Regions from separate parts of the Mus musculus genome. Here region 2 is linked to region 1. The links are chromatin loops, found by intact Hi-C in ENCODE. Cell type or tissue: left cerebral cortex. All regions are shown on one strand. Links, peaks and the distances in the headings refer to the core of each region. The heading gives the core; the rest is flanking DNA.

Region 1 (11,340 bases), core at 1,526-9,525:
GTGGAGGTGGTGCACTAGGGGTTCCTGTGTCCTAACTGGCTTATCCCCCTCCCCACCCCACAGTCCCCAATTTATCTATCCAAGCCCTCTTTCAGGGCCACCTGCAGGGAAGGTGCACACACACACACACACACACACACACACACACCTCAGATCCTTTTCCTGCCATAACCATTGTATAACGCACTGATGTTTACCGAGTGCCTGTGGTGCACCCAAGCCAATTATCCTATTTCCCTGTTGCCTTTGTGTGCGTCCAAGCAAGGATCTTGTGCCTGCTCAGCTGTGGGCTCTGCACACCCACCCTCATCTTCACACAGCTACAAGCTGTGGAGTAAAGGAAGTTCTCCAAATCCAGAAGGAGAGAGCTCACAGCACCTCTTTTAAACATGGAAGTTCCTCTCTGCACCAGATTCTGATTTGTAATCTGACTCCATAGCTCTCAGCCAGGTCTGGGGCTCTGCATTTTTAACCAGCCCCTGGGAGCCTTCTGATGCTGGTGACCCTGAGTGAGGCCTCAGAGAATGGAGACAACACAGGAGCAGAATGAATACAGGAAGTGGGTTGGAGGCACAGATGTTAGGTAATGAAGGAGAGGGACACAAGGAAAGAGAGGAAGCTGGCCACAGGACAGACAGACAGATGGACAGGCTAGGCTGCCCAGGAGCTTCCAGTAGGCAGGTTCAAGCATGGCTACCATTAGAACTGTCAATACATCTTCCCTTTCTGCACACAGCTCTGGCTGGAAGGGCCAGAGTTCCCAGTACCTGCCTGTCTCCACTCAGTGCCCTGTAGACAGCCTTCCCTCAACTAGATACCCAGGCCCTAAACACAAGTGCAAGCGCTAGGAAACATGGTTTCAATGCATTCTTCCAGGAGGAAGGAAGGAAGGGAGTCACCGAGGGGGGGGGGGGAGGAAAGAAGAAGCGAATTGCCCTCCAAGGAAGAGCATTGGAACAGAAACCCATCACCTTTGGGGGCCACCACGCTTCCCCACCTGGCTCCAATACTCCAAGGGTATCTGTCCACTGTTCTTTTCATATATCTTTAGTTTGTGCATGTTTATTGTCATATTGTAGACGAGTAAGGAAATGTGACTTTTGATCTCATTGGAGTCCCCTTAGCCTTCTTTTCATAGAATGTTTGCGAGGTTTGTGTGCTTGCTCTTTAAAAGGTGGAAGGTAAAAATCTTGAGAAAATAAGCGCCCAGTCCGCAACCCTGACAGAGGGCAGGGCTGACATTTGCAAAAGGTCTTGCTTCCTATTTGACTTCCCAAACTTTTGAGAGAAGTAGGTATGTAAACCAAACCAGTTCTACCTCCTTATAATGCTTAAACATAGTTGCGTGCGCACACACCCCTGGCAAAGAGATGCCTGTAGTGTCTGCTGCTGTGAAAGATGTGAAATGCCTATTGAACAAATGGTTGCTGCCTTGCAACTATAAAGATAACGGTTATACAGCCACTGTGGTGCCCCGGGGTGGAAACAGAACGCATTTAATAGATAGAGAGTTGAGTAAGACAGACTCTTCGGGCCTGTCCAGGGAGTTTCTTGGGCTCAGTGCCACCATATACTCATATACCAGCCGGAATCATTGAAGACTCTGCTAGTCAGCTTGATGGCCCTTCTAACTGCAGACATCTCCTGGAGAGAAGTCTTGAACACAGTCACCCAGCACATTGCTTCCTCTGAGTTCTCGGGCTTCTTCCTCCCTGCTCTCTATTTTTGGATTAGCTGAAAGGTCAGGATGGCCAGGTATCAGTGACAGGAAGTTAAGAGACTACAAAATAATTCCTGGAGCCTGTGGAACTCGGAACTCGTCACAGGCTCTGTTTTCAACAAGTCTTAACAGGGTGGTGAGCAGCTAATCCCTCGACTCCGTGAAGTCTATTTTGGACGCCAGAGGGCCACCAGCCCATAAAGCATATTCCACCTTATAGATTGTTACTAGTGTTCACCCGCCCACGTCCCACAGTGTCAAGCCTCCTACCCGCTAGGGAAGGTGTCAACAAGTCAGAGGCTTGCAAACTCAGATTCTGTCATTATTGAGCTTTAATCTGTCACTTGTGGACTTACTGAGAAGTGACTTGGCTAAGCCAGCCACATCTTTCCTACTCCCTAATCTGCCATAAATTTTTCAAACAATCCAAATTTCAAACAGCCTGCCCTAGGGTCTCTTTCCTGTCTCTGTCTCCAAAAGTTGCCAAAGTGACTTAGCCCTGCACTGACCAGGGTAGCAAGCACAAGCCACAAGCTGTGCGCCTGCAAGGCCGAGCCTAGCTTAAGGTGCGTGTAAATATTAAAAACACATTCAATAATGAGATAGAGAAATTAAACTTATTAGCAATTGTTATTGATTATATGTAGAAATTATAAAATTTAGGTTAATTAAAACATCCATGAATTAATATCATCTTTTTTTTTTTTTTTGCTTTTTTATGTAGCTTCTAGAAACTTTTAAGTTACAAATCGGTTGTATTTCTATTGGACAGCACTGACCTAGACATTCCAATGTCTCAGAGTCCAAATAACAGAAGCTTACATTTGAGAGCGAGCCAAAAATCCTTCATCTAACCATGTGTTTGAGGTTTTGACTGTAGAAGGAACAGCCTGCATCCACACTTCAATTCATCTCCCCCTCACCCCATAGAGCACACCATTGACCGGAGACTGCCCCACAACACATAGAACACACTGTGGGGCTGTTCCAACTGACCAGAGGCTGTCGGAAACGCCACTGCTTCCCCTGGCCTGCCCCTGCTGCCATGCTCTCTAGAGTGGAAATGCTCTTTGCAGGACTCAGTCTCAAAACAGTATCTAAACCCCTAAAATAAATACCCTCTGGCCAGTGCTCAGCATGAACTGCTCGCTCAACGGGGGTAAACTCGAGTCTTGACCCTTCTTGACCCTTCCTATCTCGGGGAGACAAACAAGGTCTGAGCCTTTCAAGAGACAGCTTAGCTCTCCCTTGCTGTTGGTGTGTTTGTCAAGAGATTACACCGTCAAATGAGGAGTCACATGCTGAGCTAATGATCTTGTAAACGCTGCCCTTTGGAATAAGAAGGCATGCAAACCTTAGCAATGGAAAAACCAAGGGTGATTAGGACTGACCAGGGAGAAGAGTCTCTGCAAATATCCCAGGGGCCAGTCTCCAGCTGCACTGGGGGTAATGGCAGTGATGTACAAATCAGGCTGCCACACAATATACGGGTGTGTGCTTTGGGTTTGTTTTGTTTGGGGGTGTTTTGTTTTGTTTTTAGTTTTTGTTTGCTCTGTTTTGTATTTTCCTGACAGGAGAAAATCAGTGTTTCAAAGGAACACAGCTAGATGGAATGCTTTTCCGGAATTCTAGAAAATCATTTGACAAATATCACATATATCTTGTTGGGAATGTTCATTGAGACTTGCTGGACGAGAGGGAGATAGGCATGGTCTAGGCTAGGAAGAGGAGCTGCACAGAGGAGCTGAGACGGCTGTGTGGGTTCAAGGGGTCCGAACAGGCCCCCCTGAATTTTGACACCTGCCACCATGTGTCTACAAGGTGACTCTGCCCAGACTATCAGCTCTTGACAGATCAGAAAACTACAAGAGTAAACCAGTAGCAAAATTTAACTGTTAAATGCCCAAGGAATGTTTATCAGCCACAAAATAAGCCAGTACCTGCCCTCCCAGATTCCACATGGTGGCTGCTGGATGGGGTCACCCCTATCCATAATGAAATTCATCACACATGGTATGCACCCCAAATGCTTCTTCAGAGAGCTGCACTTGATGCTCTAATGTTGACTTTCCTTATCAAGATACAATATGCCCAGCATGGAAGAGCACACAGCTTTAATCCCAATGCAGGGGAGTCAGAGGCAGGAGGATCTCTCAGAGTTTGAGCTGAGTACAGTCTACATCTGTGGTTCTCAACCTTCCTAATGCTGTGACCCTTTAACTCATACCGTGGTGACTCCAACCATGAAATTCTTTTTGCTGCTGCTTCATAACTATAATTTTGCAACTGTTATGAACCATAATGTCAATGTCTGTGTTTTCCGATAATCTTAGGAGACCTCTGTGAAAGAGTTGTTTGACCCCCACAGAGGTCAGGCCCAAAAGGTTGAGAACTGCTGGTATACATAGTGAGTTCCAGGCCAGCTAGAACCACATGGTAAGAGCTGTCTTAGAAGAAAGAGGGAGAGAAGGAGGGAAAGAGAAAGAGAGAGAGAGAGAGAGAGAGAGAGAGAGAGGAGAAAGGGGAAAAGAAGGAAAGAAGGAAGAGAGGAAACGAAAAGGGAAGAGAGGGGAAGAGGGAATATACATTAGCTAAAAATCTGCTCTATGAACTTTTATTTTTGGCTCTCCAGAATTTTAAGAATCTTTTGAACACGGAGTCTAATAAAGAGATTTTTGTTGGTTATTTATTTGTTGATTGTTGGTTGTTAGGTAGGCGTGTGAGTGGGTAGGTTCATTGAGATATAGTACCACCTTGTAGTCCAGGCTAGCCTTGAACTCTAAATCCTCCTGCCTCACTCTATCCACATGCTGAGACTACAGGGATACCCCAGCATCCCCAGAGATTTCTGATTGGCTGCTGCAGTCACTTCTGGGCAAATCTAAATCAGCTCCTTGTTTCTGGGCTGTCCTGTCTCCAACCAATTAGTTAGTTAATTTCGAGTGTTCAGCATCTGCCTCCACAGTGCTCGATTGGGACTGTGTGATAAGGGGGCAGTACACACTCTTCTGCTGGGCTCGTTAGGAGGTGCAGGAGGCTAAGAGTGAAGAACCGAGTTCAGCTTGGATCCTATTCTGGCCTATAGGTCCTGGAGCCCCACCATGTCAACACCAGTCACAACCATGAGCACTCACAGATAGCTGTAATGGGAGTGTGGGATGCAGATAGGACTCTGGGCTGGACTCTGGTTCCAACCTGAGAAATGGGACACCCAGAAACACAGTGTCATGGAGCGTCGTGGTGAGTTCTGTGGTACAGATAGCCAGCCATGCAGCCAAAGTGGGGGGTGGGGCAACAGATTGGATAGGAAAGGATCAAGATTGTCGCTAGCTTCAGAGGCAGTCCTGTGGATAGAATGATTAATAGGCAGAAGTTAGACGTTTAATACACTTTTGTTGTCTGCTAAACGCACTATCCAGTACTATTGTTAATTGTTTTGGGTGAAACAGACAACAAAGAGTTAATACCAGCGACAGCTTTGGGTTTGATAATGTGCTGTTATATAAGATGTTATCATCGCTGGACGCTGGGTGAGTGGGACATGAGAAAAAGTACTATTTTTGCAACTTCTCATGAAATAGTCCTCACTTTATGTCACCACCCATCACCACACCACACCACACCACACCACACCACACCACACCACACCACACCTCACCACACCTCACCCACTCCTCACTGGCTTCTGGCTTCACCTGAGGAGAGCCCCTCACTCTTCTCTTTAGAGCCTGCTCTTGCCTGTGTTTACAAAGGCTGAACTGTGGCCACTCACTGGGCTTGAGATACTGTGATGAGTGCCAGGCTCTGAGGCAACCAAGTGAGGCTCTCAAAGGACGGAGTGGTGGCACTAGCTTACGCCTGGACGCGGTGCTGTGCCCCTATGATTTGGAGTCTCTGGAATCTGGGCCTTCCAGGGGCATATATGTGTGTCTTCCCACCATACCTCATGGCCACAATCACTAACCAGGCTTTTCTTGCCTTCTTTTCTTCCGTTTCCAGGATGCTTCAATTGCACACAGATTCCATATGATGAGAGAGAAACACCCTGAAAAATTCAACAGCAGGTAAGCGAGCTCGCTGGCTGCCGTGGTGGCACCCCGCCTGCCCGGCACTGCAGCCAGTGCGGGCCTCCCACCTGCTACCACGGAAATGTCCTTGGCCTGGGTCGACCGCCAGGGGACTTCGCTTTCCTGCCACGTTGCCGGAAGGAGGGTTTCCATTTCTAAGAAGGAAAAAAAAAAAAAAATGTCAGAAACCTGCCACAGCCTAGCTGCCGGTCCCCTCCCGCAGGAACTGAACAGAGGGAGGGGTCTGGGACGGCATGAGTGGCAGGGAGCCTGCCTTTGGCCTCCTGGAACCCCTCCAGGAACTTAGAGGTTTCCTCTCAAAAGCCAGCGTCTCGCAGGGGATTGGGGGAGCGAAAGGCTCTGCTAGGGTCTTAGACCCGAGAAGGTGCCAGGCACTCTCCTGGACAGCAGAGGGCAGCAGTGAGGTCCCTACAATGCTGTGACCATCGAGGGCATCACAGCGGCTTCCTATTGGCTCCTGCATGCCTGGAGATTGGGTTCAAACTGGAAAGAAAAGAGAAAACCAAATCCATTGCAAGAGAACCCAAATCTGTCTTGCAAAGCGAATGAAATTTACCAGAACCGCGAGGTAACTGGCAAACAATTACCATGGAGTTGTCCATTTTCCTTTTCTTGCTCATTTCTCTCTCTTCTATGACGCTATCGTCTTTGTTGTACTGATTTGAAGATCATGCCTGGATTCCACGCCTAGCCCCAGGCAGGTGGGCAGCAGTGGGATAATGACTTGGGCTTGATCTTTGAACCTCACGGGTTGCTATTGCGTGAGGCCGCAGAATTCTCCTCAAAGCAGAAGTTCGGGTGTTATTTGAGGACATTTCCCTACCAGCTCAGCCCCTGACTCCACAGCCTGGGAGCTATACCAGGAAGAGGCTGAGAACAGTGAGGTAATGTCAAACCCGGATCTAACAGCATCTGAACTGTATTAGGGTGACATTCGGTCTCACTCAGACCCTGGACCCACAGCATACTACAAACATGTCTTGCCAGCCCTTGTTGTCTATAGTCACCAATGGGCAATGACAACCCTTCCTCCACCTCATCACCCCCGGGCATGCATGCAACCACTATTTTTAAACCACTATCATATTTTATTAAAGTATTTACATGGAAGAGTCCTATTTACACTGGGAAAGTAGGCAAGCTTTAAGATGTTTAAAAGTCAAATACAAATTTGTTAATGACAAGAAAAGATGACAGGCATAAAACCCAAGTTCAGTTGTGCCCAAAGCTTTGAGATCATTGGTATTGTGACTATTGAGAGTCTGCACCCTTAGCAGGCATGTGGTGTAGGCTCAGAGATAAGTAGGTGCCAGAAGGAACCTTTCTCAAGAGACCAGATCTCCTGACAATAGGTAGTTTACGTGCTGGTTTCGAAGCTTCTTGTTTCGCCTCTTCAAGTCTTTTTCTGAGGTGACCTTGAGCTCCATTGATGGGCCAGGCAGCATGGAGTGGTGGCCTTTTGAGAATAACCACTTTGGGGGATTTCTCTTTGTGTCCCAACTCTGGGCCAGCTCGTTTCTTCCTTGATGTTCAAGGATGCTGTGTCCATAGGCTCCCCTTCTCCGCTGTCTGAGGACCTGGCCTGGCACGCTGCTGTTGTTACTAAGCTGTTTCAGGACCGCCCGCCCAGCTTGGTCCTCTTGGTGCCTGGACAGTCCTTCCCTTTAGAAGTGGTGCTCATACGGGAACAGGCCCTTCTTGATCATCTACATAGGATGTGTGGAGGTGTGCTGTGGCCTCTTCAGGAAGTGGCCCCGACTTGAACCTTTTGGCAGAAGTCTGCCTGTTTCCCACACAAATAATATTTATTTCTGCCTCGTCCATCCTCTTGTTCTTCCTCTACAAAAAGAACCAAACCTGTGTCCTCTCTTCTCCCAGAAAGGCAGACAGATGCTCATCCCAGTGGAATAGCAGCCTCAGGACTGCTTTTGGAAAAAAAGTGAACAAAACAACAACAACAAAAAATCTCTCATTCTACCCATTCTACAGACTTTTAGTGTCTTCTTTACACCCAATACCCTCACAGGTTCTCAGGTGCATGTGTCTGGGAAACCCATGGGTTCTGCTCATTCACTCATTCACTTCCTCACTCTCTCATTCATACATTCACTCACTTACCCACTTACCTGCTCATCCACTCACTCACTCATTCACTTGCTCATTCATTCATTCACTCATTGGCTTGTTCACTCATTCATTCACTCACTCATTTGTTCATTTGCTCACTCACTCATTCACTCACTCGCTCAAAAACATCTTTTGAAAATATACTGGAGACTACATGCTATTAAGTGTTTGGGACAGATGACCCAGAACTCACTGCCCGCTGCCCTCTGCAACCCCACTGGAAACAGACTGAAAAGCAGGGTGATTACCAGTGTGTATGAAGTGATGTGTCTGCACAGAGGAGACCTAAGAGAACACAAAGCAAGAAAATGGAGCTGGCATGGAGGGCTTTCTAATGGCAAAGATGCCACATCGGGGATAAAAAAAAAAAAAATCAAGAATACGTTTTTTACAACTTGATAAAAAAAAGAAGGGCTGTCCGCAGAGAGAAAACCAGATGTGCCTGAACATAAAGTGCTAAGGCACAGCGTGCGAGGGAAGAAGCCCTTGGCGCAGCTGTTGCACGGACTCTTGCTGTGGGAAGGAAGTCAGCTCTGTTGTTTTTAGAGAATAAGGAAGCAAAAGATGAAGTTTCTCCACGTTCTGAAAATTGAGGCAGAGCAACATATGAGCTAAATAGAGCATCAGAAAATCATGTTATTAAGTCCAATTAGAAAGACAGATCTGTCCAGGAGGAAAAAAAAAAAATCACAGCATGCACCTCAGTGCAGGAATTCACCATGGCCTCTCCACCTTCTGCTTCCCACTTCCCAGGTCCCATTAGCAGGATGACTGCTACAGTGCTGGGGTTCAGGCCCCATGTTGCCCCTGGTAGAGATGACAGGCATATGGACTTGAATTTAAGTCCCTGTGCTTGCTTGAGAAATGCAGTTGTTCAGAGGCAGTGCCTGTTTTACAGCCACCAGCCGTTTCTTCTGGAGAACTTTGGGTCAATGCTACTCCATCCTGTTTGCTTGCCTGTATCCAAAAAACCCAGGAGGATTCAACTTGTCCACTGAGAGAAAGGCAGGCAGGCAGGCAGGCAGGCAGGCAGGCAGGCAGCCATTTTCTCTAGGCTTCCTTATTTAGCATGGGAGATGGTTTTAAATAGGCAGGTGGTTGTTGCCATGGTAACCCCATTACACCAGCAGCTAAACTTAGGAAGGGCCACAAGGGATAGGAAGAAAGCCTGATACCCAGGATTTGAAAATGTAAACGATATTATCAAACAAAGCTTCATTTTACTGGGCAGAACACAAGTTCTTCAAAGAGTGGTTGCTGCTTGGCTGCAAGCCTTTAGCATTAATGCCTAAAACTGGCCCCGCCTCAGGGATAACCTTGAGGCTAAATATAGAATTGGTCTGTTTGTTTCGTTTTCAACAAGAGAGGGCTAGTCAGGGCTGAGCTCTCACTTTGCTAGTTTGCTTGGGACTACTCTAAACATTCTTAACCCAGGAGCCAAAGGCTTCAGTGGTCCTGAGAACATTTTGAAATTGTACCAAAGATAGTGTGTGTGTGTGTGTGTGTGTGTGTGTGTGTGTGTGTGTGTGTGTCTGTGTCTGTATCTGTGTCTGTGTTAAAAGGCATCAAATTATGACTCTATTGTTGGGCTTTCTTTACCCCCATCCCCAGTGATCTCTCTAAACTAGTTGTTGCCAGGGAAAGTGGTAATTTTATGAAACCAAGTGGTCTCTCCAGTGGAATAACTTTGTTAAAGGAATAAAAGCCAGCCCCAAGGAGGTAGCAGTGTGAGCTATCTCAGACAAGTAAGGCCTCAAGAGGTGGCAGTGAGAGCTATCTCAGACAAATCAGGCCCCTGGCATTAACTATTCCTACTTTAGCTGTTATGAAAAGTGGTGTCTCACTGTCAGCATAAAGAACACAGAGCTTTAATTCTACTGAGATTATAATATGTTAGAAAGTGTTCTGCTGTAAATGAGACAAGGTCCCTGACTTTAAGGAATTCATAATCTAGCCAGGCATGGTAGTGGTGCACTCCTTTAACCCCAGCATTCAGGAGGCATAGGCTGATGGGTCTCTGTGAATTTGAAGCCAGCCTAGTCTACATAGTGAGTTCTAAAACAGTCAGGGTTCTGTAAAATGAAAGAAAAGGAAAGGAAAGGATAAGAAAGGAAGGAAGGAAGGTTGGAAGAAAGGAAAGAATTCATACATAGTCTAGCAAAGATGGGAAAATAATCCTCATTTTTTTTTACAAATTATTTTTATACAAAAGGAATTTGCATTTAGCAAACTATTGGAAATACAGGCAGTGGCTCAGCTTAGTAAAACATATTAATATCATACCTCAAAGTCCATTCCTAAATAGACTGTGACTTGAGTATAGAACACAAAACTAAGATAACCAAACTAAGAATTTTGATTCATTTTGAGCTCCAGCTCGAGGCCAAATAGTTAACTAGGTATTTTATAATCCATTAAATTATTTAACTCTCAAAGCAACCTTGCAACGTAAGTGCTGGGCAGTCTGGAATTCTGACTCTATGAGATAAGGGAACAGCCTGAGAGGACGTCACACACTGACCCTTAAGCTGAGCTTAGTTTGTTCTCTAAACTACCACTCACCACTCAAATCTGGAGTTTAAGCCCTGGAGTCTGTCCGAGGTCTCACTTGTATAGGTCAATGTTCCTAAGGCCTTCTATGTGCTGTCCACAGGACACTACTCAGTGGCCATTGAAACATATAAGGGGGAGTGTTGTTGCTCCCATTTTAGAGACGAAGAAACTAAGGCCAAGAATGATGGAAACACTGCGTGCTTCCCCACCTTTGTGAACTGCCTCCATGGAAAAAAATTCATGTAGGCTTATGAAAGAGGGACAAGGACATCACCCCTTCATATCTCCTATAATCTTGTCTTCCTTCTATTCCACTGTCACAGCAAGGAGCAAGACTAGTTATGGGATCTCCGTGACCCACAGCAAAATCCAAACGTACAATCTCTAAGAAGTTTGTGTGCAAGCATTAAACTAAACCAAGAGCCCACCTCAGGGCAAGGAGTGGAACGACCAACAGATGCCGTACCTATGTGGTGGCGATGGCAAGAGAGATGAGTTAATTAAAAGGCACATTGGTTGGAGCTTGCAGAGTAGACAATTTGCAAAAGAGGTAAACGAAGAGAGCGAAGAAAGTTTTAACTGGTGATGGGGGGAGGGGCAGTGAGTCTCAATTTTCTAAGCAGGTAGTGGTTGGTGTTCACAGAGAAGAAAAGGACACTGCCCCTATCTTCTGAATAGCCTACCAAAGTTCTCAAGAAGTTTCCAGACTGTGAAGTTTTGTGTATCTGAAATCTACTCCTTAAAGCCACCCAGTGTCCCCCATCAGTGAACAAACTGAAAGAGTCTCACTGTGGAGGTTTTTTTTTTCCTGGTGCCATGGGAACCCCAAGCACTGGAGGAATGTGTTATATA
Region 2 (11,340 bases), core at 1,934-9,933, 64 kb after region 1:
ATCGATCTAATGAATAAATAAACAAACAAGATAGAACATATGTGTGCGGGTCCTAGACTCTAGCAAGGAGACTGAGAGAAAGAGAACTTGAGCTAAGACAGAATGTGGGGTTGCAACTATAAAGCCTTAATTTGGGAGACAGTTGATGCAGAGAAGTAATGGGCGGAGCCAGGAGTAGCGGTGAACACACAAAGAATGCTACCATGCAGGTGAGTCCTCCCCACAGAAGACCCCAGTTCCTGTACTTCCATGCACAAGCTCAGCCTTCCCCTGCCTTCTCTCCTCCCCATCCCAGCCTCTTCCTGAGCAAACACTTCTGTTGGCAAACTGGGCACTTTAAGCAGAGACCTGCAACTTCTTCCAGCACACTGCCAGCTCAGCCTTCTTCCCATGTTCAGGTCAATTCACCCACCATTTGTTAAGCACCTAGTTATATTTAGCACCATATGCTAAAAATATTTTCCACTCGTCATCTCATGTTAGCTCCCTATAGCGTTCCTGCCTTGGTCCATTTTCTTCAACTATGACACATTGCCACAGCTCACGATATCCAAGATGGAAGGATAAGTTCTTCCTGCCCAGCTTCTCCTTAGCGGCCTGGTGATGCCAGATCTTGAAATCTTTTCCAGGACTTTCTTGCTTCCTGAGAAATCTCCCCAGCTCTGTTCTTCCCAACTCCTGCTGATACATGGCTCCTCTCCGGCTAAAGCGCACACTTTCTAAAACACAGAGGTTTACAGCCCTCCCTCTCCCATGCAGCACCATCGAAGCCCGGCTAACCCCCAAGGCACAGTCACAGAATGAAGGGAGCCATTTTCTCACCCTGCTCCTTACACAGGCAGGCCTGCAGGCCCTAGAAGCAGACATGGCGTCCCTGTTTCTATGATTCTTTTGCATTGACAATGCTCATACTGAATGTTCTGTCTTCTGCATGGTGGTGACAGGCCAAGGCCTCTCTGCTTTTGACCAGTCAAGAAACTGTTCTTCATCTTAGCTGGAGAGCTCAAACAGGATTAGGGATAGGGTGCATCGCCCTAATTGAGGGAAACTGGGGCCCTGGCATGGGATGTGATTTGCCTATGGTCATGTTACATGGCAGAGCCCAAACCAAACAACAGTCCATCTGGCACCTGTCAGACCAGTATCTTCCCTCCCTGACAGCTTACCATTCCTTTCTTCTCAGAGCCTAGCTTCTTCCTACCCCTCTCTTGGCTCAGCCAGCCTCAAAACTAACTTGCTGCCTTTGTGCCTTGATGAAGCTTGACAGGTGTAAGACTTGAAATCTGGGAACCAATGTGACAGGCACACAGCACAAAAGAAGGGGTTCCCTGCAGGGATGGATGTCAGGTCTATGTCTCTATGCTTGTAGAGCTCCAGGAACAATAGAAAACAAGGTAGATTGCCCTCTTGTTTGCTCTGTCTGTCTCTCTGTCTCTCTTTCTCACGTGCATGTGCACACACAAGACACTGCAGTTGTAGCTTGGATACCTGAGGGTCCATTGGCCCATTTTAGTCTCTTTTTTTAGCATAAAGAAAACAAACATGGGGACACATCTCTTGCCAAGAGCAAATCCTTTCTAAGGAAACATAACAACACTGACGGCTCTGCTTCCTGAGGGCTTCCTTCCAGTGAGATGGGAATTGTACAGAGCACTCGCTACCCCACCAGGAGGATATCATGTCTGCCTTCCAGAGGGTTGTACTCAAAGTCCCCAAGAGAAGTGCGAAACAGGATTCAGACCCAAGAATGTGGCACTCGTGCTCTGCATAGGGCTGAGAGGAAGAGAGACAGACTGTGAAGGCTTTCTGTAGGCAGCAGTGTCTCCATGGCTTTCTCCAGGTTGTACCCCACCTTTCAGGCTGGGGTACTTGTACACTTGCTTTGAAATGCCTTTGCCAGGAGCTTTGTTGCATCTGTACTCAATCCAGCTGGGGCTCAGGTGAGCTCAGTGCCCAGCTTTAGCACTGAGCTACCAAGAGCACGCAGACCATCTCTATGGAGATGTGGAAGCAAGAGAGGAAGGAGCACAAGGTAATGCCTGTCTCAGCCTCAGTGATCGAGTCTGTAGGAAAGCCTACTGGCTTCCACTGAGCTGGTCCCACTGCCAAGCAGAGCTAGGGTGTGTCTTTCCTTTTGGAAGAGGTAAGAAGGGCCCATGTTCCTATCAGCACACATTAGCTTTTGTGGAGCACAGGGACAATGGGTGTTACTATTTATAGAATACCTTTGTATTCACTCAGTACATCAAGGTGTGGTTTATTATTTCCCCACTCATGGGTACGACTGATCATCTAAATTTGTAAGTTGAAACTCTAAACTGTGATACCTAAGAATATAATTAAAATTTGATGCAGGCTCTTTTTTTATATTCTTAAAAATTTTTTTTGAAAGTTAGTATATAAGTTAATAGGTCTTGTTTGTTTCATCTCCTATCAGCCTGCCCCTTTTTTACTGGCCTTAAATTGTCCCTTTCCTCCTTCCATGTCACATGTAATCATTACTCTTTTCCTTCCCTTCCCTCCTTAACTTCCCTTCCCCTCCTTTCTACTTTTATGACCTGTGTATAAATACATGCACACACACACACACACACACATACATACACACACACTCAGACACACACACGCACACACAAACCTGGAGTCCATGTGGATGGACAAGAAGCATGTGTGATTTGTCTTCCCACATCTGGCTTATTTCCCTTAGCAAAATGGCCTCCAGTTTCATCCATTCTCCTGCAAATGGCATAAATTCATTCATATGTAAAGCTAAATAAATTGCATTGTGTGTATGGACTATGTAGACATCTATAGTAAAGAGCTTCTATATCATGGGTGTGCCTTATATCTCTGTAGCATGTTGACATAGCATCCTTTGGGTATACATACCTACGAGTACTATCGTTGGGTCATGGGTAGTTTTAGATTTTATTTTTCAAGGCACCTCAAACATGCATGGGTTTACATTCTAGATACATTAAGTGTTAAGTAAACACGAGGCTGTTAAGATGAGCCATGATCTAATCTCATTGCTGTCCTTATATGATATAAATTTTGGAGCCATGGAGCTAACAGGGACGTGTGTACACAGAAGTTTATCTGTGTGGTCAAGACGGCAGTGGCCTGTAAGCCAAGGAAAGGCCTCAAAGAAAGCCAACCTTGCTGGCACCTTGGCTTTAGACATGGGTGTGGTCCCTCTGGCTTCCAGAGCTACTGGCAGGTCTAAAGTTGTGTCCCCTAGGATACCAGGGTTCTGTCATTGTTGTGTTCTGGCCCCTCCTCCTGATAGTTGTTAGGACTAAGTAAAGAAAAGCAAAATGGTGTTGAGATAAAATGTGGGGAGAGAGTAGAGGCACAAAAGACGGAGTGGGATGCTCTCTTTGTCCAAAGCGTACCTTGGTTTCTGGCCTCTGCATGGAGGTAAGAGACAGTGGGGAACACAGTCTGATATGCTATTCTGAGGTCTCATGTTGTGGTTTGTGGGCTATGTGAACAGCACTAAGAAGCCAGACAGGTAACCGCTTAGGAGTAGTGGGGAGGAGAGAACACCGTAGCACCGGTGCTCAGCCTGGCACTTTCACACACTTCAGGGGGAGCATTACAATCCCTAATTTTCACTTGAGAAAGTTGTAGATCAAAGCAGTCAGGAAGAAACTTGCTTCTGTTCTTTCCCTGAACTCCCGTGGGCACTTTTATTACCTCAGGCTCAACTTCTCAAACTTGAATGTGTCTAGGAATCTTCCAAAGGGCTTGTTAGAACACAGTCTGCTAGGCGCAACCTCCGGGATGTCTGATTCCACAGCTCTGAGGTGGGGCCCGAGGATTTGCATTTCTCACAAGTTCCCAAGTAGTGAAAAGACTGCTGGTCCAAAGACTACACTCTGGGAAGCACTGGCCAATGGCAACAAAAGCTTAGCTAACTGGCTAGCAAACTGTAGTGCACTTTGGAATCATTGAGGACCGTTCTAGAATAAATGTGATGCCTGGCTTGCATGTCTGTGCATTTTAACTGATAGAAGCCACAACCTGGCCCCCCAGGTAAGGCTAGCATAGAGCAAAGTTTGGCAACCACCGGCATTGCCACACTCTTAATTTTTTCTTACCGTTGTTCCTCAGTTGCCTATTCCTGGGGCCACAGGTCATCGGCCACTGATCAGTTCCGCTCACAGTATCTACCTGCCCACATTTTACTCTAGTGTCTCAGAACACCTCTGCTCTAACGTCCCACATCTCTTGTTTGCCTCCTTCCTGTCATCCCTTTATCTCTTTCTACATCCATCCCAGACATAGCAGTACAGCAGTCACAGTTACAGTCTGCCAACAGTAGACACCACCCCATCCTTTCTCTGGTTGACTGTGTGCCGAAGACCTTGAGGACCCTATAAATCAAACTGAAGGCAGAACACCCCAGAGAACCTTCTGGAGCTATTGTTTGGTATTTGTTACCATGAGCAGCATCTAATGGATTTTTAAAATATTACCTTTTGGTTTTAGTACAACTATATATTTAAAGAAACACTTAGAAAAGCATAAAGAAGAAAGAGAATTAATGTCAACATAATTATCCAGGGTTCACCATTGTTAAGATTTTACTAAGATTTTTCCTTTTCTTATATGCATTGTCTTACCTCATTGAGAGCATGCTACCTAAGTAAACTCATCTATTGACATCATAATTAATCATCATATAAATATATTTATGATGATTAAATATGCATGTTGCCATTTTAAAACAAGGTCTCACATAGTAGCTCAGGCTTTCCTGGATCCCACTTTGTAGTCCAGGCTGGTCTTCCCTTCCTCCCCCAGCCTCTTAGGTGCTGGGATTATGAGCATGAACTACCATACCTGGCTTGTAAATATTTTAATGGAATCAGAATTTTCCATCATTGCAGATACCATAACTGATTGTTTGACTGTTCCTGTGCAGGAAGAAATGTGGTAGTGGGGTTATTTTTTATAAGTGATACTACAGTACGTGTCTTTTCAGGGACTTGGGTTCTGTCCATGATTTCTCATCCAATCCCAAAAGAGTAGCAAAAGAAGCAATGTAAAACTTTCAGACTTATTACACTAGGCAAATTATTTTCAAAACCTATTCTCCTTGTAACATCTTGATTGTGAAGACCATATACTGCATCTTCTTTTACCAAGCCCTTGGTGGTTTGCTTGATTCCACAGAGGACTGAATGTCTGTCGATGACATGATCATGACAAATAGGCATTTATAAAACCAAATGCCAGAGGCTGAACAGGTTGGAACTGATGTTGTCATGGCTACCCTATCCAATGCTCCCACATTCTCCCCTCTTCATTTTCCAACACCATGTCTTTTCCTCCATTCCTAGAATGCAAGCAAATGTTGTGCACAAGCCTTGTTACCAAGGAATAGTAAGGACAGTGTTGGAGGCCTGACTTGAGGGCTATACAATCTCATGCATCGTTTTAGACACTAGTCTCTAATTAATAAGTCTCTTTAGGGAAAAAGACTTCTGTCCTGGGTCTTCCCCTTCCTTCTTTCCCTCTGTCCTGGGTCTGTCAACCCCATATATGACCATCTCTGTCCCTGGTATATTCTCCTCCCAAACCAGAAAAACAGCTTGACATTCAGCTATCTTTGAAACGTTCTCGATACCAATCTCCTTCAACTTAACCACTCAGCACTAGCTTCCCACACACCCCTGACCTCACAGTTCAATCTCAGCATTTTCTTCACCCCATTTTGTTTCTCCTTCTTAGACAAGACTCCTTCAGCAATAGAATACTTTGTATTGCCGGTTCCTAACACAGTGCCTAGAACTTTGCTGCTAACTCAATTTTGTGAATGGGTGAATGAATCCTGCTTAACTAAGGTGCATAGACATTCTATCTTAAACATTAATGGGTGGAGGAGTATAAAAGAAAATATGAACATGACACAATTGCCAAACGTTCTCTGAATCATTGGTACCCAAGGTAAAACAGACACCTGGTATACCAGATGTCCCAATTCTGGATTCTGTGTTCTAAACACAGAACCTAAATATTCACTGTTGTTTGTGCCTAGACACTGCCTTACATTCTGTTCTCTTTCATCTTAGTACCAGACTCAATGTATACATAAGTATCTCTGTGGTGGAAAAAGAAAAGAGGAGTTGGGTGATGACAGATTTTTTTTTAAGTATGACACAAAGAAAACTAAAACCTTGGGCTATTTATAGTTATCACACAAGAGAAGGGCCTTTATGCTTAGTTACTTTAGGAAAGAATGTAGAGTAGATATCTTTAAGACTTTCTCAGTAGGTATTCTAGAAAGTTGACAGAAAGATAATTAGGCAATGGTAGAAAGGACCAAGAGTAGCTAAATCCTGCAGCCAGGGTCAGGCTTAGGGCTAGGGTGACAGACAGGAGCCACCTTTGTTACACCTGAGACGGTAGAGTACATATGCAAAAGTAAGATGACAATAATATAATAAGCCCCTTCCCCAACATGTGTGCCAGCCCCTCCCCCACCTGCCCACTCCTGCTGGTGAGATCAGCCTTCATTACAGCTCTTCCAGAGCCAGGAAGCAAGGTACTGTGTGGGAAGTGATGGCTGTGAGGTGCTGTGTGGGAAGTGATAACAACTTTAAAGCCATTCAACAGGAAAATTTGTTAAAAGACCAAGACATTGTAAAGCTGAAACACTTGAGTCTATTAAGTCCCCTGTTCCTTGGAACATTTTGTTACCAGGGCATGTTTCAAGGAGGGAAAACACTGAGCCATTGAGCTCTGTCAGATACCAAAGCCTGGTATAAAGTGCAACATTTTCTAAGGCATCTGCTTCTGCCACTGTGCTGAATAACTTCTAAAAAGTTTTGCCTCCTCTTCTCGTCTTGTCTTGTCTCATCTCGTCTTGTCTTGTCTCATCTCGTCTTGTCTCTCCTCTGCTCTGCTCTCCTCCCTTCCCTTTCCCTCCGCTCCCCTCTCTCCCCCTCCTCCACTCCCTTTCCTCCCGTCCTCTTTCCTCCCTTTCATCCCCTCCTTTCCTCTCCTATCACAGCACAATGCCCTTGGCCTCCCTACCCCTAGAAGCAGTCTATTACATTTCTCTTCCTCCTCCTCCCTCATTATCTGCATCTTCTTCTCTTGCTTTCTCCCACCTTGCCTCCCGCCCCTCCCATAGCCTATGCCATTTTCATAGACATTATTAGACCAGCACTAGAAGCTGAGGCTTTGCGGTGATTATTCAACCCTCTATAGTAAGGGAGCTAATTAAGTGCCTAGAGATTTAGACATTCATTGTCGATTAGCTCCAAACTCCTTCAGAGAGTCTCCAGCATTGTCCTAAAGAAGCCTTACCCTTTTATGTCTTCTTGTCCCAAGTCCAAGCGAAATGGAGAGCTTGGGGAGGCAGGGTGCCTTCAGGAGTGTGGAGAGAGGTGAACTTGAGGAGAATGGAGTGTGAATGGGTGTGGAGGGGAAAGCTGTGGGCTTTTCACAGATGACCCAGCTTGTATGTCCCTTGGCAGCAAATGACTCTCAGTGCTCATCAGTTTAGACTCCAGGGTTGACATGTTCACAGTCAGTCCAGTGCTTTGGTTTATTGTCTTCATTAGGTATAAAGACATCAATGGAGTGTTTTTTAAACAGTCGTCTTCTGAACAAAGAATTTCCTCACTACTCTTAAACAGCATATCTTTAGGGGACAAGAAGCTATTTGATAAAGAAAAAGTCTTGACGGAGTTTTTTCACTGGTGTCTATGAATGGAATCTGAGAAAATGCACTCTTCCATTGGCAAAGGGACTAGACTTTTTTTGGTTGTGAGCCTAGCCTTTAACGGCTGAGCCATCTCTCCAGCCCCTAGACTTTTTTTTTAAACTCTGCATCTTAATTTTGCTTCTGCTCTAATTACACAAACAGTGACATTTTAAGGTGAGTATTGGACCCAGCACCCAACATTACTCCTGCCATCATTCTCACAATGGAAAATGGAGGCAGAAACCCAAGCAAGATGGATCACTCCTCCCAGGCTGGAGATCAAAAGCTCTGGCCACCACTGTAGGCAATTGATCCTGTAGCATGGAGCCTGGGATTTGGGTTTCCTACCTGCTTTTCTACTGTGATCCGCAATGGCTTGAGGGAGGTGATATATGCTTCTCCTTTGCTTGGCTTATGATGGGGTATCCTGAAAGAGGCCCTTAAACCTCCTGAGGAGGTCCATGGAGGGTGGCTCACAAGCAGCTAAGCACGGGCCAAATTTGAGGTTACTTATCAGTCATCATTGGCAGAGTTAAAATGTTGCTCTGACGTTAAGGATTACAGACTCTTCAACATTCATTCCTATCCTATTCTCAACTCCATATGTCTCTAACTGCTCTGTTGGTAGATTTCAGGAATAGCTGATTTGCCATTTATAATAGTCTAGATTTGAAGGGGCTTCTTGATGTCAGCCTATTCATTAGATACATATTAATCTTCTAAATCAAAGCTTTTATATATTAAAAAAAACCTATAACTTGGGGTCTGCTTACAAGAAGATCCACCTTTTTTTTTTTTTTTTTTTTTGATGAAAGTGTCTGACTTAGTAGATGAGAGGGTTGGCCATCCAGGGACCAGACCTTCTAGACAGACTATCCTGAGTAAGAGAGATGACTGTCATGGTCTTTGTTGTTCACTCTGCAGACCTCAGCGATCAGCTCCTTGAAGTGGTGGGTCTAGAGGGAGCCATGGAGATGGGACAGATCTACACTGGCCTGAAGAGTGCGGGCAGGAGACTGGCCCAGTGCTCCTCTGTCACCATTAGGTAAGTCTCCTTGTGACACAGCATCTTCTGGGGCTTCCTTACCTCCATAAACATTCAGGCAGATAACAAAATAACTAGAAAGCTACCTTTGGATTTCAGGCTAAGGAAAATTGGGAAAAGAAGCTTGGTGGTAGTTACAAAGAGTGCTTTGATGATATTTTTTCACTGTTGTTGTATATGTATTTCCCCCAAATATCTGCTCAGCCCATGTGTTTATTTGAGTGTCTATGATTTCAGGGATAAACATTTGGTGTTGGATAAGCAATTGGTGTGCTCTTCCCCAGGGGAGTCTATTTCTCCTGCTCTCAGGATTCCTTAGTTGCCTGTAGCTCTTAGTAGGGTTGATGCCCCAGGAATTTCCCTCTACCCCCACCCCACCCCCATCCACATCAGCATGCCCATTGGTGTCCTCCTTGTTGAAGGAGTGGCTCTCCTGTCATTTCCAAGAGATATGATATCCACAGCAGATGCCTGTTCCTCTGGCTCTTGCGATCATTGTACCCCCTCTTCTGCCATGACCCCTGAGCCTCAGGTGGAGGAGTTGGGTTGGCATTATTTAAACAGGACACAATACTAGCATCAACAAGAGGGTCCAGCATAGCCTCTCCTCTAAACATTACCTGGTGAGATAACCAGTGCATACTGTAAAGTTCAGGGCCCCAGAAGTCCACTTCTTTGTCCTTTTCTCTTTATAGTTTTAAAATATTCGATGTATTCCAGGGGTCACAGCTGCTCTTCTGTGTGTGGATGATAGACCCTGCATGCCTTCATATGCTAAACCATTAACATCAACAAACTTCTTGTACTGACCAAGAGGGTTACAGGCTTTTGGGACATGGATGACCTGGCCAGCCAAGGCAGTTCTGGACTCTGTGGGGTCTGGTGGGGGTTTTTCTAACTTTAGTTCCCTCTAGTTACCTGTTTTGGTTTTTCTCCACTTCTTACCTAACCTGGCTGTTTGAGAAGTCTTTATTCCTTTGCTTCTCTCCCTTGTTACAGATCATATCTGTTGGGTTGCCTGGGGGATCTCCTAGAGGGGATGCTGGGGTAAAGGGATTCCCAGAGGCACTTGACTAAAGAATCTTTTCTCCCAGAAACTCTGAGCAGGAGTCAGCAGGAGCACAGTTGAGGAACCTGTTCTTGGTCCATCCATCATCATTAGGCCAGATCTCTCCTGAGGTCCCCGAGGGTCTGTCCCACAGTCCCCTTGTCAGAGATCCTATCTCTCTGGATTATCTGTCTCTTGTATTCCCAACACCGTATTCCCCTTTCTTTCAGAGCCGTTGCTGTGGTAGGACCCTTGTTTTCCAGATTGACCCCAGCAGCCCTTGTCCAGAATTCTAAAAATGACAAGGCCAGTTTGTCTGTAGAATATCACAGCCCTAGCTTTTATAGATTACAGAGAACACAGTGTCCTAGCTGCCAAGGAATTTAAAAAGTTAGGTATCCAGGGGGGTTTTCCAAGCAGCCAACAGATCTATTGCCAGATGGAAACAGGGGGATGAGCTAAAAGCCCCATCCTGCTAGCATACTTCAGATACTTCTCTATTCATAAGTATGCAAAGGCCTCCTTTTGCTCATTTTTTGTTTTATTATTAAATGTCTTGCTTTTATTATGAAATATAGTCAAAGTTCACCAGAGAATTATTGTATTGAAATAGTGTCTTCCCCTCTCGTTTTGTAATTTTCAAAATAGGGAAGCTATCTAACTCAGGTAAGGGCTTCCTGTCCAGTAGCTGGTGACTATTCACATGCCCTTGACCAGAGGCCTCTAAAGGACTGACCTCCTTACAAGGCATCGAAAGACAAGTTCTACAGAGTTCTACAGAGCCCACATGCCAGAGGAGCCTTTCCCAAGCAAGAGAGCAATATTTTCTCCTCAACCTCTCCCTTTACACTTGGAGTCACTATTCCTATGTCACTTTCCAAGCAAAGCACAGTGCATACAAACCCGGAGTAGCCTGCTTCTGGGAGTTGAGTGCCTATGATGATATCTTCTACAGCTTAGAGACGTTAACACTTAGATATGTTTCGACCACTCATTCAATGGGGGAGGGCAGGCCTTTTCCTACTCCAGAGTGGAGCTCAGCATGAGGGCTTTCCCTCTGGCTGGTCTCTGGGCTGAGGAGGACTGCTCAGCAGTGGGGCTGCCATGTTTACTGGCCAGTTTTCCAGGTGGTTTTGGCTCTCAGTATGTCCACAGCATTTCTCAAAGTGAGGTCTGAAGACGGAAGCCAGAGAAATAAATGCCTATGGTAACTATGAATGCACAGGTCCCTAGGCCTGGCCCCAGACCAGCCACGTCCAGTTCCTGAGATGGGTTAAAGATTATATTTTTAGAAGTTCCCGTAGTCTCTGTGAACCCCTCTAAGTGAGCAAGTGATGTCTGCCCACTTCTTCTTCTGTGGTGGGAGTGATGATGGTTCTCCGGCGCTGAGGATCTCACTGTGGTTTCTTTGGTTTGGGGGTTCTAGGACTAACAAGCTTCTGCCGATGCAAGTAGACGGAGAGCCCTGGATGCAGCCACAATGCACGGTAAGTGAGCCAGTCTTGGGGGAGAGAGTGAGAAGAATGG

Evidence for each region. Hi-C counts contacts between places; a loop is a spot of excess contacts. Peaks named below come from ENCODE experiments on the same cell type or tissue, not always from the same donor. Only the 100,000 strongest peaks of a DNase experiment are listed, where the experiment ranks them.
Region 2: it touches region 1 in a loop (2.9-fold over the local background); 3 of 42 quality-filtered maps call a loop at or near these places.

Annotation. Positions count from the first base shown.
Region 1 is chr16:22,543,096-22,554,435 of GRCm38, reverse strand. It overlaps Dgkg (diacylglycerol kinase, gamma), which reads left to right. Exons shown (of 25, transcript NM_138650.2): 20 at 5,720-5,784. Gm15651 (a long non-coding RNA gene) reads right to left here. Exons shown (of 3, transcript XR_384735.4): 1 at 5,856-11,340; 2 at 4,519-5,765. Among named protein-coding and RNA genes, the nearest start is that of Gm15651, 8.7 kb to the right of the region's middle. In left cerebral cortex, for the core only: CTCF peaks have their summits at 1,898, 5,970 and 6,173 (motif pointing right); DNase peaks (open chromatin) are centred at 5,599, 6,195, 8,480, 9,029 and 1 more place; H3K4me3 peaks cover 946 bases; H3K27ac peaks cover 3,084 bases.
Region 2 is chr16:22,479,326-22,490,665 of GRCm38, reverse strand. It overlaps Dgkg (diacylglycerol kinase, gamma), which reads left to right. Exons shown (of 25, transcript NM_138650.2): 23 at 8,645-8,765; 24 at 11,240-11,300. Among named protein-coding and RNA genes, the nearest start is that of 9230117E06Rik, 26 kb to the left of the region's middle. In left cerebral cortex, for the core only: no CTCF peak of the experiment used is centred there; DNase peaks (open chromatin) are centred at 6,011 and 6,608; H3K27ac peaks cover 1,060 bases.